Regions from separate parts of the Homo sapiens genome. Here regions 2 and 3 are each linked to region 1. Evidence: chromatin contacts called from ENCODE Hi-C data. All regions are on one chromosome and are shown on one strand. Each heading gives the region's core, a stretch centred on a gene start or an enhancer-like site at or near the end of the contact. The rest is flanking DNA. Distances are from core to core; before and after follow the strand shown.

The links. A loop is a pair of places that touch in the nucleus more often than their neighbours do. Pooled maps may share reads with other maps.
Region 2: a loop to region 1 is called in a map of gastrocnemius medialis, with 7 times the contacts of the local background. The contact joins the promoter of LINC03125 here to the enhancer-like site in region 1. A Hi-C loop is called at or near these places in 1 of 168 maps with a recorded cell type or tissue (gastrocnemius medialis) and 8 of 50 pooled maps.
Region 3: a map of sigmoid colon shows a loop between it and region 1 (3-fold over the local background). The contact joins the promoter of CST3 here to the enhancer-like site in region 1. A Hi-C loop is called at or near these places in 1 of 168 maps with a recorded cell type or tissue (sigmoid colon) and 8 of 50 pooled maps.

What each region holds. Positions count from the first base shown.
Region 1 is chr20:25,037,079-25,041,767 of GRCh38, forward strand. All of the region lies in intron 2 of ACSS1 (acyl-CoA synthetase short chain family member 1), which reads right to left. Among named protein-coding and RNA genes, the nearest start is that of ACSS1, 19 kb to the right of the region's middle. Within about 2 kb of position 2,838, at least 24 of the 41 ENCODE cell types and tissues checked have a DNase peak (open chromatin) inside an H3K27ac peak, as active enhancers do; they include gastrocnemius medialis and sigmoid colon, where a contact is called at or near this core.
Region 2 is chr20:23,145,484-23,150,172 of GRCh38, forward strand. LINC03125 (long intergenic non-protein coding RNA 3125) reads left to right here and starts at 2,620. Exons shown (of 6, transcript NR_199692.1): 1 at 2,620-2,931. RefSeq lists an enhancer at 2,069-3,268.
Region 3 is chr20:23,635,923-23,640,611 of GRCh38, forward strand. CST3 (cystatin C) reads right to left here and starts at 2,033. Exons shown (of 3, transcript NM_000099.4): 1 at 1,698-2,033. The coding sequence starts at 1,940. RefSeq lists silencers at 1,568-1,817, 1,848-2,187.

The sequences.
Region 1 (4,689 bases), core at 1,588-4,087:
TGCTTACAATTATTCTGGCAGTCAGTATTCATGAAATAAACATTAGCTAACAGACTTCTTTGTTGTCCATCAAGTACAAGGTCTGCTTGGGTAGAGATCTGGGTTTTGCTTATTGCCTTCCTCCTGGCATCCACCTAGCTCATATAAGGTACTCAATAAATATTTGTTGAGCAAATGGGCGCAGCAGGTGAGCATGAAGTGGGAAGGACCTCCACCAAGAGCGACACCCACCCTGCAGACACCCTGTGTCCTCCTTCCCCTGAGGGGCTAGGCTGCTGTCACCTTGCATCACGCTGGCATGAAGATGTGCTGCTGCTCTGAGAAGCAAATGGGAAGGACCCCCTCTGAGAAACCAGCCTACAGAAACGTTTCATTTTCTTCTGCCAATAAGGGAAGTAAACCCAGGTAATTGTCTTGATATGTGAAGGCCTCTGACAGACACAAAGCATTTCCTCAGGCTCAGTCACTTCTCTCCAAGCACCGGTGCTGATGGGGGCTGGGGAAGGCCAACTCCATGGTCTAGATCCAAAACTTGAAAGGACATTCCTATGCTGTCTCTAGAATTTGATATTTTCTTCAGCATGCTGTGTCAGGAACATATTCGTAGTAAGAGAAGAAAGGATCAGCCTTAGGGAAGGGAAGCCTGGCGAGGCTGACCCCTTCTCACGCAGGAGGAGCGTGGAAGGCCACGCAAAGCATGGATGGCCAGCTCGCATCTCATGGACCCAGGCCTGGGGAACAGACTCCTTCCCTCCTGGCAGCCTCCTCTGGCCCTGACATTACTGTAGCCACTGACTGTCATTCAATGGTGGTAAGATTTGCTCACTCTGCTGAGAGAACAGAAGACCAGGAAGTCAGCTAGCAGGGCTCATAAACCAAGTATGAAATTTCTCACGTCATTATTTGATGTCATGACCATGACATTTAGCAAAGAGAAGCTGCCGTGAAAACATAAAGTGGCAGCCGCACTTGAACATGAATGGTCCCCTGGGCCAAGGCGGGCCCAGGCACAGCGAGGGCCCCCAGGAGACATGAGCTGAGTTGCTAGTAGTGATGCCAGCTCAGCCAGTAACAAGATCACTAAAGCTATGTGTGTTCTAAATTCCTTATGGAAAGTGAAAGTCTCTTCCCTGAGGTTTTGCTAGACTCTGTGGAAAGCGCTGAACCTGCAAGTTTATCACTCAGGAGTCTCACGGGAGGCCAAACAATGACTGATCAGAGAGCAGGGTTCCCAACACAGCCCCCCACACCACTGGGGCCTGAACTGTCTCATCTGTGAAATGGCCTAATAATAGGACCCACTACCAAGGTGGTCGTGGAGACCAAATATGAAGTTGCAGGCACCTTTGAAGGTGACCTGTAAACAGTGGCCATAATGACTGCAGAAAATACAAGACATGGGAAAAAGAGAATTATTGAACACTGATGGACCTTTAAGAAAGGTGGGCACCTCAGGCACCTCCTTCTCAGGAGGGCAGGTGCAAAATGCTGGTTTGCCTTATGGAAGCTGCAGTCTCCGTGTCGCCGGCTCAGGGCACATGCACCTCAGCTGTGTGAATGCCTTGCAGGAAGCCCTCACCTGCACAGCCTGCCTGCTCCATGCCCCCAAGGCAGGTGCTGAGGGCGGGAGTAGATCTGAGAAGGATGCAGAGCCTCCTACAGTTGGGGTTGCTGCCAGTCTGGGGGTTCCAGGCACTCAGCCCGAGGCCTGTGCTTCCAAAAGGCCAGAGGGAAGGCAGTTCCACCCCACATGCTCTGCACAGCCTACCACCATCTGCCATGTCGTCCTGTCACTGCCCCCCTGCTGGCTACCCAAGCTTCTCCAGCCATGATTGCCTGCCACTGCCAGCACAGGAAACCTCCTCTCCAGGCCCATGGCCTCCTACCTCCTCTGCATCCAGGGGGTATTCCCTCCCCTGCCCCTCCTCCCACTTGTCCTCACCCCACCCTCAGTTCACAGCCCCATCCCATGGAACAAGGACAGAACAGCTATCAAGCAAGTATCCTGTACCCAGGGCTGCTCCCACAGAGCAGGTTCCCATGGAGAACCCACTTAACCCTCACAACAGCCCATAGGTTCTGAGCTCCCCTTCCCTTCTTCACTTTCCTGATGAGGAAATTGAGGCATAGAGAAGTTGGGCCACTTTCTCAAGGCTATTCAGCTGAAGGAGTCAGGGCAGGATTCAAACCCAGGCCCAGCTCCAGGGGCCTTGCTGTCAGCCAGCTCCTCAGTATCAGAACCACTCCTATTGCAAAGGCTCCCAAACTTCAAAAGATTTGCCATCTGCCAATGCTATAATTATTCATGTAACATTTTTCTTGAGTTAGTTCACTTTTTTAATATAAATTTATTCTAAGAATGAACCTGAGGCTGATTCTCATTCAAAAGGGAAAGTTAGCAAGAGAAGTGCCCAAAGTCCCCACACGCATGGGGGTTCAATTGAGCCTTTCTTCTTGTCCCCAGAATGGAGGACAGGGCCGAGGGTGGGTGTGGAATGGCGTTTTCCTTCATCATTCAGTGTTTGGCTCCTCATTCAGGGCCACCTGCCCAGGGCATGCCTCCCCAGGCACAGGCAGGTCAAATCCCACATCCTTAGTTTTTCTTTTCTCCTCTAACCAGAGCCCAGGATGCAGTCAGCTTCTAAGAAAGCCTTGTAGGACTAAAGTACCAGGCCAGACTCCAGAGAAGCTCTGTCCTCATTCCTGTTAACGCCTGGTTTTCCCTTCGACCTCAGCACTTGGCCTTTGGCCCAAGTCTTGTCTCTGGAAAGGAAGTTCTTTCCCTTCCAGACACAAAGCCCAGCTCACATGACTGCGGGAACCAGGTGTCAATGCCTGAAGAACTCTGGAAGCTCCTGCAGGCTGGCAGCCCAGGACAAGAGCACACTGGGGGACTGGAGTCCTGGAAGCCAGCCCCGAGAACAGCTGGTGCCCTGGCAGAACATTCGCCCCTGGCTGGACAGACTTGTTTACCTCCTGGGAGAAAGCCACAGAAGTGAGTCCTTTCCCTTGTGGAATTTGGAAAGGGGTGTAGGTTTTAACATTCTGTAAACATTCACTTTCCCCTGTGGTTAAAAAAAAAACCACAGGAGATTTTTCAGGTCCCACTCCAAGTTTGCACACCCCACATGCCCTCTGTTCCGTCTCTCTGAATGGCTCTACCAGAGCCCATTCGGCTGCCACAGACACAGCACAACACAGGGCAGCCAACTTCACACAGAACGCTCCAGAGCCTGGACGCAGGTTGGGGGTCCTTCTATTTATCAGGCTTTCCTGGGAGTCCACACAACATTCCAGATTAACACCTGGAGGAGAGTAAGCCCTGGAGGGGAAGTTCACAGACACAGCCACACAGGTGGAAATCCAGAGAGCACAGCCACTTGGCATACCTGCCTCGGGCCCAGCGACTTTCCTTGCCTCTTGGCAGCAGCCTAGAGAAGCATCAAACTCCTCCAAAGAACAGGAGGCTCCTGCTCCCCAGTGCTGTGCTGGATAACAGCCAGTTTCTCTGCAAAAGAAGCCTTGACTTATAACATTTGCCAGTGATCATGGTGCAAATATTTCCACCGCTGATTCTCGGCTCCTGATAGGACTGACTGCACAAGGAAGATATGCACACACAACTGCTCCACGGAGCCCGTTTGACACTAGCCCCAGCCTGGGAGCCTGCAGCCCCAATACCCAAACCACCCAGCCCCAGGGGCAGCCTCCTCCTCTATCTTTGCAGCCACACCCCAGAAGCTGCCCAGATGCCCCACCCCAGGCCACCCTTAAAGTTCACTTGAACTAATTTTCCCCTTTATAAAACAATAATTGTTAATAATTTATGATTTCATTCCTTTTATTGAATAATTATTCATTTAAGGATAAGTAATTGCTAATAAAAACCTGTTAATTTGTCCGGGCGCAGTGGCTCATGCCTGTAATCCCAGCACTTTGGGAGGCCAAGGCGGGTGGATCACGAAGTCAGGAGATTGAGACCATCCTGGCTAACACGGTGAAACCCCGTCTCTATTAAAAATACAAAAAATTAGCCGGGCGTGGTGGCAGGTGCCTGTAGTCCCAGCTACTCAGGAGGCTGAGGCAGGAGAATGGCGTGAACCCAGGAGGCGGAGCTTTCAGTGAGCCGAGATTGCGCCACTGTACTCCAGCCTGGGTGACAGAGCGAGACTCCGTCTCAAAAAAAAAAAAAAAAAACCTGTTAATTTGGAAGGAAGGTGAGAAGCAAAAGCATGCAGCTTTTTCAGTCCACCCCGTGTGACCTCCAGGCCACACTCCCTCTGACCCTGGGTTTAAGATGGCATGGAGGGTCTGCATAAGCTCACGGCTGGGCTTCCACAGATGGCACCGTACTCCCGGGCATAAGGCCACGGGCTGAGAGCACGCCCACAGACTCTCCATGGCAGCCCTTGTCCCCAGGCCACCGCACGTGGCCTTGCAGCTCATCCCTGTTCAAAGGCACTACCCCAGGGATGCTGGAATCTGCACCAGGCAGAATACCCCTTTGGGAGGGGAGCCCTTCCACAAAAGTGGCCCCATTCACACTGGGAAAACATGCCAGAAACCATACAAAATGTTAGCCTGGAAAACTGTCCCACAATTTAGTTGTGAAGTCCAAAAATCTAATGGGTTTCTAATGTGAAGATAGAAGACTGTTCTTGTTGAAAACGGGCTGGCCTACTGGGAATC
Region 2 (4,689 bases), core at 1,370-3,869, 1.9 Mb before region 1:
ACAATCCAGGGTGACGGCGTGAGGTATGAGGGTCAGAGTTGAGATGGAGTCAGTCTGCAGACTTGGCATGGAAGGCGAGAACTCACAGAGAGAGCACGTGTGCTGTATGTGTCACGCAGGATGGCAACCGCTCCCAGACGGGCACTGATGGAAACAGTGAATCAGAGAAAGGGCTGAAACAGTGCCCTGAAGCCTGGCCAGGCAGGGTCACTGGGAGCACCCTGGTGGGGTGTGCAATTGTATGGTTCATTTGCCCAACACGGCACAATGCACAACAGAGAAAATCAAATCAAACTCCAGACAAGAACACTTTGCTTAAGAAAGCAGATGTGAGAAATGTGCCACTTGTTTGTGAAAGTTTTTCATCAAAACAGCTCTCACAGAGATGGGGGGGTTTGATTTAAATGAGAAATGTGCTTATAAAAAACAGATCTTTGGTGAGTAATGAATAGCTATTATCTTATCTATTTAATTATGTATTTAAACGACATATGAAATTTATTATATTTTCCTAAACAAGTTTGAATTATGTTTTTGATTATCTGAAGTGCAACAAAGTTCATCTGCAATGATTCAGCTGTTTATTCATTCTAATATATGGCCACCTACTACACTGTCTGGCACCTATCGAGAGTTTAACAGATGTTTAATTAATAAGTAAGCATCAGTTGGTGAATAGCAGTGCTATTCCAAGATCTTGAGGAAATATTAGAATCTATAAGATGTGGCTCTTCCTGGACAATCAGGCTGAACTCAGCAATTCTGCCACTTCTCAGAGGCCAAAACCACTCCATGAGAAGGCTCCCTATCAGAGCCAAATCACCTCTGGGCAGAGCCAAGATAAATCCAGTGCAATCTACATGAAGTTGTCTGTTTAGACCACACAGATCTGCACAATCTTCCCTACAGGGCCCTGGTGACATCTGCTGAAATGAATGAAGCAGTCGAATCAAGGGCACCATGCTTCACAGTCACGTTTCTCATCTTTTCGCTGCATGGACTGTTCTGCGGGGACGTGGCGGGTCTCGGGGCTGGGCAGTCTCAGAGGGTCAGGATCTGAGCGCACTATGGATCCGGGGAGAGGGAAGGGTTAAGAATCAGTGAGGAAGGGGCTGGGCAAGGACATTCTACCCACCCCCCACCCCCCGCCAAAAAAAAAAAAAAAAAAACAACTCACAGGAGGCAAATCTTTGGTGTGTATTTGCAAATGCCAAAGAGAAACATAAAAGAATGGTTTTCCTATGGAACACTGAAGAAAAATGTCGATCCTGATCTTTCCTCTGTCTCCTGCTTGCCCCCTGCCCTACGAGGCCAAGCAGCCAAGCAAGTGGTCAACAGGTGGCCTCTCCGAGCAGAACCGTTTCAGATGTTTAAGAGAAATGACATTTTAGGAGTGGAGCAATGAGCTCAACTTTCTGTGACAAACTTCAGGGGTACTTGTTTAAAAGCATGTTATTTGTGCTTCACCCACAAAGGTTCCAATTTGGAAGAGCTGAACTGGGCCCAGGAATGTATATCCTTTGTGTGTCCAGGAGGAGGTGTGGGTGGAGATAAGCAGCTCCTTGACCACACTTCAAGCAACAACTGGGGTGTGATTCTGAGGCATGTCTTCTCCTCCTCCATTGACTTTCTCCTCTCCAAAGGGTTATCACTGGTGTGACCAGCTCCTCCAGAGGTACCTAAGGTGATCTCATAGCAAAGACCCACGCCCTGGACCCATCCTGCTAGTGATGAATCTGAAGGTTCTGAAGGTTCTGTGCATAACCATGTGGAGCCTGAGTGCACAGGGGCCCAGAGCTATCCTGATTTCTAATCTGGAGCTCTTTTGTCTCTACCAAACTGCTTCTTTATTGAAACTTTACATCCTGAGGGGTTCACTGAATAACAGCGACCCCAAGGCACCTAGAAACAAGCAATGTCATGTTTCTGTACTTGGATTAGAAAACAGGAAGGGAAGGCAGGAGAGTGTGTGGTGTATCTTAGAAAAACTTTTTAAACGTGATACAATCTGAGGAAAATTTGCATTGATGCCAGTAGAGGGCTAGATAGCTTTAAAATTGATCATTTAAATGTATTGACGTAGAAACGTATTCACAATATACTTTAAATGGAAAGCTGTGTTAGGGTCAAGTCTTACAATGCGATTCCACGGTTGCACTGCCACACACACACACTTACATATGTGCCCAGAAAAGCATTGGAAGTAAACCACGTCCTCCTGTTAATAGCAATTGTTTCTGGGTGGTGGAGTTTAGGGGAACTGATGCACTTTTTTCTTTGGTTTTGCCCATCTGTACTGTAACTTTCCCCGAACAAATGTGCATCACTTGTGTCATAATTTACTTTTTTTAAATACATGGAAACAACCACAGTCTGTATTTATTCTCTGGTTAAAGTGCTAAGCCTTGTAATCTAGAATATTCATCTGTCCGAGACTGTACCCTGGGACTCATCTCACGATGAGACATTTGGCCTCCTCCCCAACTCAGTTTCAGAATTCATCTGCTGGATTTCTGAGTCCCACTGAGTGATTAATGTCACACGGGTGACAAGGCATGACTCATAGGCACCAAGAAAGCAGCAGCAGTGTGTGCAGGCCGGGAAGTTGCCACAGCCCTCACTCAGGGCTTCATGCACGCCAGGGCAGTCCTGGGTCAATGGTCTCTTTCCCCTCCTCCTGTTGGATAGATGAAGAGGCCTGAGCAGGAAGGTGGTGGTTCCGTGGGGAATCTTCAGTGACTGGAGTATGTTGTAAGGATGGTGAATCGTCACTTGGCCAGCCAGGGTTTGGCAGTCAAGACAGAGAGCAGTGTCTGGGCCCACAGCATGAGAGACTGCTGGACTTCAGTCTTCGGAGCAGGCAAGAACGGGGAGCTTCTGTGGATTTCTATTCCTGTCGCCTGTCACTGTGAACAGTGCCCAGTACTGCTGGTCAGTAAATGTTTGCTAAAATACTGAGCAACCAAGGAAGTGACTTCAGTTGAACTCTGTACCTGTTGTGTTCACTTCCTTTGCAACATGCGTGACTAATGGTTACTCCTTCTCTTGAATGCTTCCAGAAGAGTAGCACTCACCACCTCATGAGGAAAGGCACTGCAACTTTGGTCAATGATATCTGTTAGAAAGATCTTTTCCTATATTTAGAAGAGTGATTCTCATACCTGAGCATGTATGAGAATCAGTGGGTTTGAGGTGGGCCCAAGAATTTCCCTTTCTAACAAGTTCCCAGAAGATGCTGATGTGGCAGCTTCTAGCACAGTGCTTGGAAATCCATGAGTTTTCAAGAGGACAATCTAAAGTGTTCCTTTGTTTTCCTTTACTTCCCCTCATTCTCAAATCCTATGGGGATGACACAGAGAACCACAAACAAAACAACACACACACACACACACACACACACACATACACACACAGAGCACCCTTGTCCCTAGCTTTATCCTCTGGGATACACAGGACAAGCTCCTCCCTGTTCTATGTGCAACTTTTAAAATATGTGCAACTTTTAAAATACGTGGATGTGGCTTTCACATCTTCTTAGTCCCTCTTTAGCAGATTTTTTACAAAACAAATAAGCCAGGAAACCATGGTCTGAAAGGATTCCTGCTCTGGTGAGATCCAAGACCCACAGCGAGGGCGAAGACAGAGGTCTTGCTGCAGCCCCGGCTTCCTCCACATGGAGGTCCCAGGAAGACGGCATAAGCCATTGCCTCGATAATAACCTGCTTGCTAACTTCCAGCCAGTGCTTCCACATTTTCATGACTTCCAAAGGTTCAGATGAGGATGGTAGTTGTGAGTTTGGGATGAAGTCTTCTGAGCGACTCCTATGGCCCAGCCACAGGGACCTGGGGCTGGAGAGAGAGGACCATCCCAGGCTGCAGCAGCCAACACCTGTGTGGAGGTGCAGGCCCGTGGCCCCCAGCTGTGGTGGACACAGCTGTGCTTCCTGATAGCACCCTTCCCTGCACCTACACCGTGACATCCTCCTCCTCAGCCTGAGTGCAGGCACCACCTGAAGGGTATTTGGGGGAGGGCACCAGTGTCCCCAAGGTAGGAGCTAGTGCATATGGCCTCGTCCTTCAGAGGGACAATTCTGAGAGGCAATCTGCGTGCTTTCAAAGGCCCAGAAACACACCCTGTGTTGCCTCCTCCCTGTCTGACTCTTCCTCTTCCTCCTGCTCCCTGGGACCAGCTCCCAAACAAACTCAATTTCTTCTCTCAGTCGAAGTTTGCTAAGTGAGTGAAGAGTCAAATAAATGATGTTGCTTAACTCTCCCTCTGATGTGTGAATGTCCTCTAGGAACAAGCCTTTTGTAGGAGAACTGTAGGCCAGGGCTGAGTGCACCTGGGATGCAGGATCTCCAGGGGGGACCTATCACTTGTGCGAATTTAAACCTGCTCAGAGCTTAGGGCCCGGCTCTGCTCAAGATGGGCAGAAATAAAGAAGACTAAACATTTACATCTCAAGAGTTTATTTACCCTGGCCTGACTCTTCAAAAAATGCCATTGCTGCTACCCTGAGGATTAACCATGGCCATTTTTAGACCAGGTGCCATCCTGCCTTTAGCCTCGGGTCACCCCTCTGACTCACTGCCAGGAAACGGAGCCTAGACCCTGATGTGTGGTGAGAATTGGCCTGGTTTTCACCTGAGATCCACACTTGAGAAAGCTGATTGAACTCACAGCGTGCC
Region 3 (4,689 bases), core at 783-3,282, 1.4 Mb before region 1:
TGCTTTCCCTGCACAGTGCCGCCCCAAAACATGACTTGTCAGAACTGTGGAGAAGCATGGGATGAGGGACCCTGGGACCAGGGTGCTAGACCTTGCCCTGTGGAACCACACACAAGTCCTGTAGAAGCACAAGCAAGGCCTGTGATCCCTCTGGTGTCAGTCTGCTCCTCTGTAAAATAGGCTCCAGGGCCCAACGATCTACAATGCCCCATGCTTCACTCCCAGTGAGAGAGAGGTGCAGGCCAGCGGGGACCCTACACCAGGGAATGGCCCTCCTGTGCAGGGAGAGGGCCCCAGCTGACGGCTGCGGGAGAAACGCGGCTGGTCTGGACTCCTCTGAATTTCCAAGAGAAGGTGGAGGAGCTCTAAAGTCTGTGTCACTGTTCGCTGCTCTGCCATGGGATGCAGGTCAAGCTGGGCCTGGTAGCCCTACTGAAGCTCCCTCCCGATCCGACCCCCTACTCCGGTCTGCTGGGTGTCTTCATCTGGCTGAGGTCTAACTCTGCATCAGCTGATAGAGGCAGGGTCAGGCATGCTCCACCCCAGCAGGGACTCAGCTGCCCTGGGATGTAGGGGGTGGTCAGCCGGCCTGAGGGTGAAGGCCGCTAGTCCTAGGGGACTGTGCCCAGGGGTGTGACTTGGGGAGGGAAGCAGGGCTCTGCAGGACAAGGTGCCAGGCTCACGTGTGGCCCCTGCGGAGAGTATTCTGGGAGGAGGATGAGCCGCATGGCCTAGATCTCATCTTGAGCAGCATCAAGCCCACCCAGAGTCAGCATAGTCTCCATCCACACCTGCTAGACCCTGGGAAATGGCACGGTCGTGGCACAGACCCAGCTGCTGCTGCAGGTTAAAAGAGGCCGAGGGGACAGGACAGGGCTGAACTCATGCACTCATGGCCCAGGAGCGTCCTAGGGCACGAAGGCCGTCAACAGACAGGGAAAGCTGAATGAGTCTGAGCATTAGATCATGAATGTGTCAGTGCTGATTTTCAAAATGGAATAGTGATTATGTGCGATATTGCCCTTGTTTTTAGGAAAAACACACTGAAGTGTTTACTTTCAAAAGATTCAGGCAAAAAATGCATATACAGTACATATACACACACCCATATTCACATTCGGAAAGTGAGCTGGGGGGAACAAACAGGGCAAAATGTTAACATCTGTGCTAACATCTGAGGGATCTGGGTGAAAGATCTACAGGGATGCCCTGTGCTATTTTGCAGCTGCTCTGTAAGTCTGAAATTACGGGAGAATAAAAAGTTAAAAGAAACAAAAGTGCTTAAAAATTATTTGGTGGAAGAACAAGGAGGCAGCCAGATGAGGGGCTCTGTTTTTCCTTCTCCTGCGTATTCAGCAGCGCACCCGGAGCCCAGCGTCCCAGGAGGTCGGGACAGAGCTGTGTGGGACGTCCTGTGCCTGCCCCCGCGCTGCGGCGCAGCTCGAGCTGGCTCCTGGAAGCTGATCTTAGGCGCCGGGCGCGGACCTGACGTGTCCGTGCGGTTCCAGGCCAGGCCAGACTCAGGGCATTCCCGGACACGCCCGCCAAGGGCTCGGGGGTGACAGCGAAGACCGGGAACAGGGTCCGGGTGAGAAGCCCAGGCGCCGGAGAGGAGCAGCACGGGGTCCGGGAGCAGCGCGGGGGGAGGCTGGGACGGCGGGGCCGGGGCTTCGGACCCTGCGGGGGGCGGCACGCACCTGCTTGCGGGCGCGCACCACCTGCAGCGCGCGGCTGTGGTACATGTCGTTGCTGGCTTTGTTGTACTCGCCGACGGCAAAGTCCAGTGCACGCCGCACACCCTCCTCCTCCACGCTGGCGTCCATGGGGCCTCCCACTAGGCGCGGCGGCTTGCCGGGACTGGAGCCGGCCGCGGGGCTCACGGCCAGGGCCACGGCCAGGATGGCCAGCAGGAGCAGCGGGGCGCGCAGGGGCCCGGCCATGGTCGGCTAGGACGCGGGACGCGGGGAGTGGGGCGCAGGCGAGAGGCTGGAGCTAGATAGAGAGGACCCGCTGCGATACCGAGGCGAGGCCGTGAGCCCCGCGAGGCCGGCGACTGCGGTTTTATCCCTTCCGGCCTTCGCCGCCCCACCCCACCGCGGCCTGCACTCCCTTTTCCGGAACGCCTCGTCCCTCCCACCTCCCTTCTCCCTCCCCGCCTCCCCTGCCTCTCCCCGCCTCCCCTGCCTCTCCCCGCCTCCAGGTCCCTCCCTATCAGTCTCCTCCCATCCCAGCCTCCCCTGCCCCTCCAGGCTTCCCTGTCCTTCCCCATCCATCCCCTTCCCTCCCCTCCCAGCCCCTCCCGGCCTCTCCTCTCCCTTCCCGCCTCCCCTCTCCCTCCCCTCCTCCCCTGGCCCCCCAGTCTCCCTGGCCTTCCCTATCCATTCCCATCCATCCCCTCCCCTCCCCTCCCCCTCCTCTCCTACTGTCTTCCAGCCTCCCCTGCCTCTCCTATCCTCCCCATTCCTCCCCATCCATCCGACCATTCCCACCTCCCCACTTCGGGCCCCTCCATGCCGCCACTCTTCAGGCTCCTTCTCCTCTGTCCCTTTCCCCTTTCAACCCCCAGACACCGCCTCCCATGCCCCTCATCTCCCTCCTCCACTCCTGTCCTTGCTCCCACTTCGCCCCCACCCCAGCTCGGCCCCTCTTCATCGCCCCTCCCTCGTCCCGCCCCTCCTCTGTCTTCCCTTCCTACCCATTCCTGGCCTCTCCCTGTCCCTGTCCCTCCTATCCTCTTCTTTCCCCTCTTCTCACCCCACTCCTGGCCCCTCTTCCCCCACCCCTTCCACACCTATGCCCCCCTTCTACCCACTCCACCCCCTCAGCTCCATCTCTTCCCAAAGACCTGTCCCTCCTCCCAAGCTTAGGTCACCCTGCCCTCCAGAGAGGTGTCAAGGCCCCCTGGGCCCTAAAAGCATACGACCCCCTAGCTTCATTTCCTCAGAAAAGGGAAAGATAGAGGTCTCGGCCTTCCGGAGTCTTCAGAGGTCCTGAGTATCCGTGAGCATTTGGTCAAGGTCTAGAAATCACTAAGGCAGAGGTGTGATTCCAGAGGCCACAGGAGACTCAGGCCATGCCCTGTGCTAGGGAACTTTTCAAACAGAAGAATTAACCTTTATTTGAGTAAAAAACTCTGGGTTCTCCTTTCACAACTCATTATTCAGTAAACAGACTTTTCACCAGCTTCCCCCTGCACCAGGTAGTCTAGGAGCTAGAGACGGAGCCTGGGTGACCGAGCCATGGACACTACATTGCAGGGCTGCTGCCAGACAGAAATGTGACACGAACCCAGGAGCAATTTAAAACTTTCTGGGAGACACATTTCAAAAAGTAAAAAAGAAACAGGTGAAGGTAATGTTTATAATATTTCTTACTTAACCTAATATATCCAAAATATTATTTCAACACATAAGAAGAATCATTAATAACATAGGTTATTTTATTTTGGGTGTGTGTACTGAGTCTTTGAAATTCCCTGTGTATGTGGGTGTCAATTGTACTGGCCCCATTTCAAGCACCCTGTGGCCACATGTGGCTGGTGGCTGTGGCACTGCACAGCCCAGCATTAGGGTGTGTGGGAGGATGGCGAATAGTGATCAATAATTAATATCAGGAAATTAGTCTCTCTGTTGGAAGTGAGAGTATGGGATAGAGAGAGATGATGCCACTGGACCTGGTCAGGGAGGACTCTATGAGACTGGAAAGGTGAGAAGCCCTGCCTAGACAGGAAACAGCCCCAGGCAGCGGGAAGGGCCAGTGCAAAGGCCCTGAGGCGGGGCTGGGCATGCCTGCTCCAGGAAGAGGAAGCTCCTGGAGGGAGTGTGAGCAGGGAAGGGAACGATCTGGAGTCTCATGGTAACTGTGGGTGGGGCCGGGTGGAAGGTGCAGTGAGACCCATTGGCAGGCAGTGGGGGTGTCAGGAGAGGGAGCAGCAGCCACAGGATGAATGTGGGAGCCCACGGGTGTCTCTTGCTCCTCCCCTCTGGGCGTCATGCTGCTGGCGCTGGTCCTCTGCACTGCTTGGAAAACTCACCTGAGTTTAGAACATCACTGTGAGTGAGGTAGAATTTATAGACAACAAAATGTCTAATCTGGGGGATTTCATTAACGCATATACCCGTGTTACCACTTTGTCCAGACCTGTGACATCTGCCTTGCCCCAGACGGTGTGTCCTCCTGCCTCTGCAGCTCACCCTCATGCCCATCCTGCCCTGGCAGCCCCCATCCTGCCCTATAGACTCGTTTGTCGCCTGTCCTTGAGCTTCCCAGAAATGGAGTCCTGCAGAGCAAGCCTGGGTGTGTCTTTGTCCTTTGCTCAGTGTGGCTTTCCAGTGGGCCCTGAGTTCCTTCATTGCCAGGATTGTGAGTTCTTCTCCCCAGACTGAGAGGACCTGATCAGCTGGGTGCCCTGTGGGGTGACAAAGTCCCCAGCTTGGGATGCTGCGGACCTGGGCTGGAATGTGACTCCAGGAGTGGCGAGGGTGGAAAGGAGGCTCTGAACAGACAGCTGCTCCCTTTGTTCTCTCAACCCCACCCTCCATGCCTGAAGGTGACCCTGTGGCAAATGCCCTTATGGCGAGGTGGCAGCTTTGCCAGAAACACCAGAAAACTCTGGGCCTTTGCAGGGCACCCAGAGGACTCTCCTGGGAGTGGTGGAGGTGAGGGTCAGCCAGGGTCAGCCCAGACCTG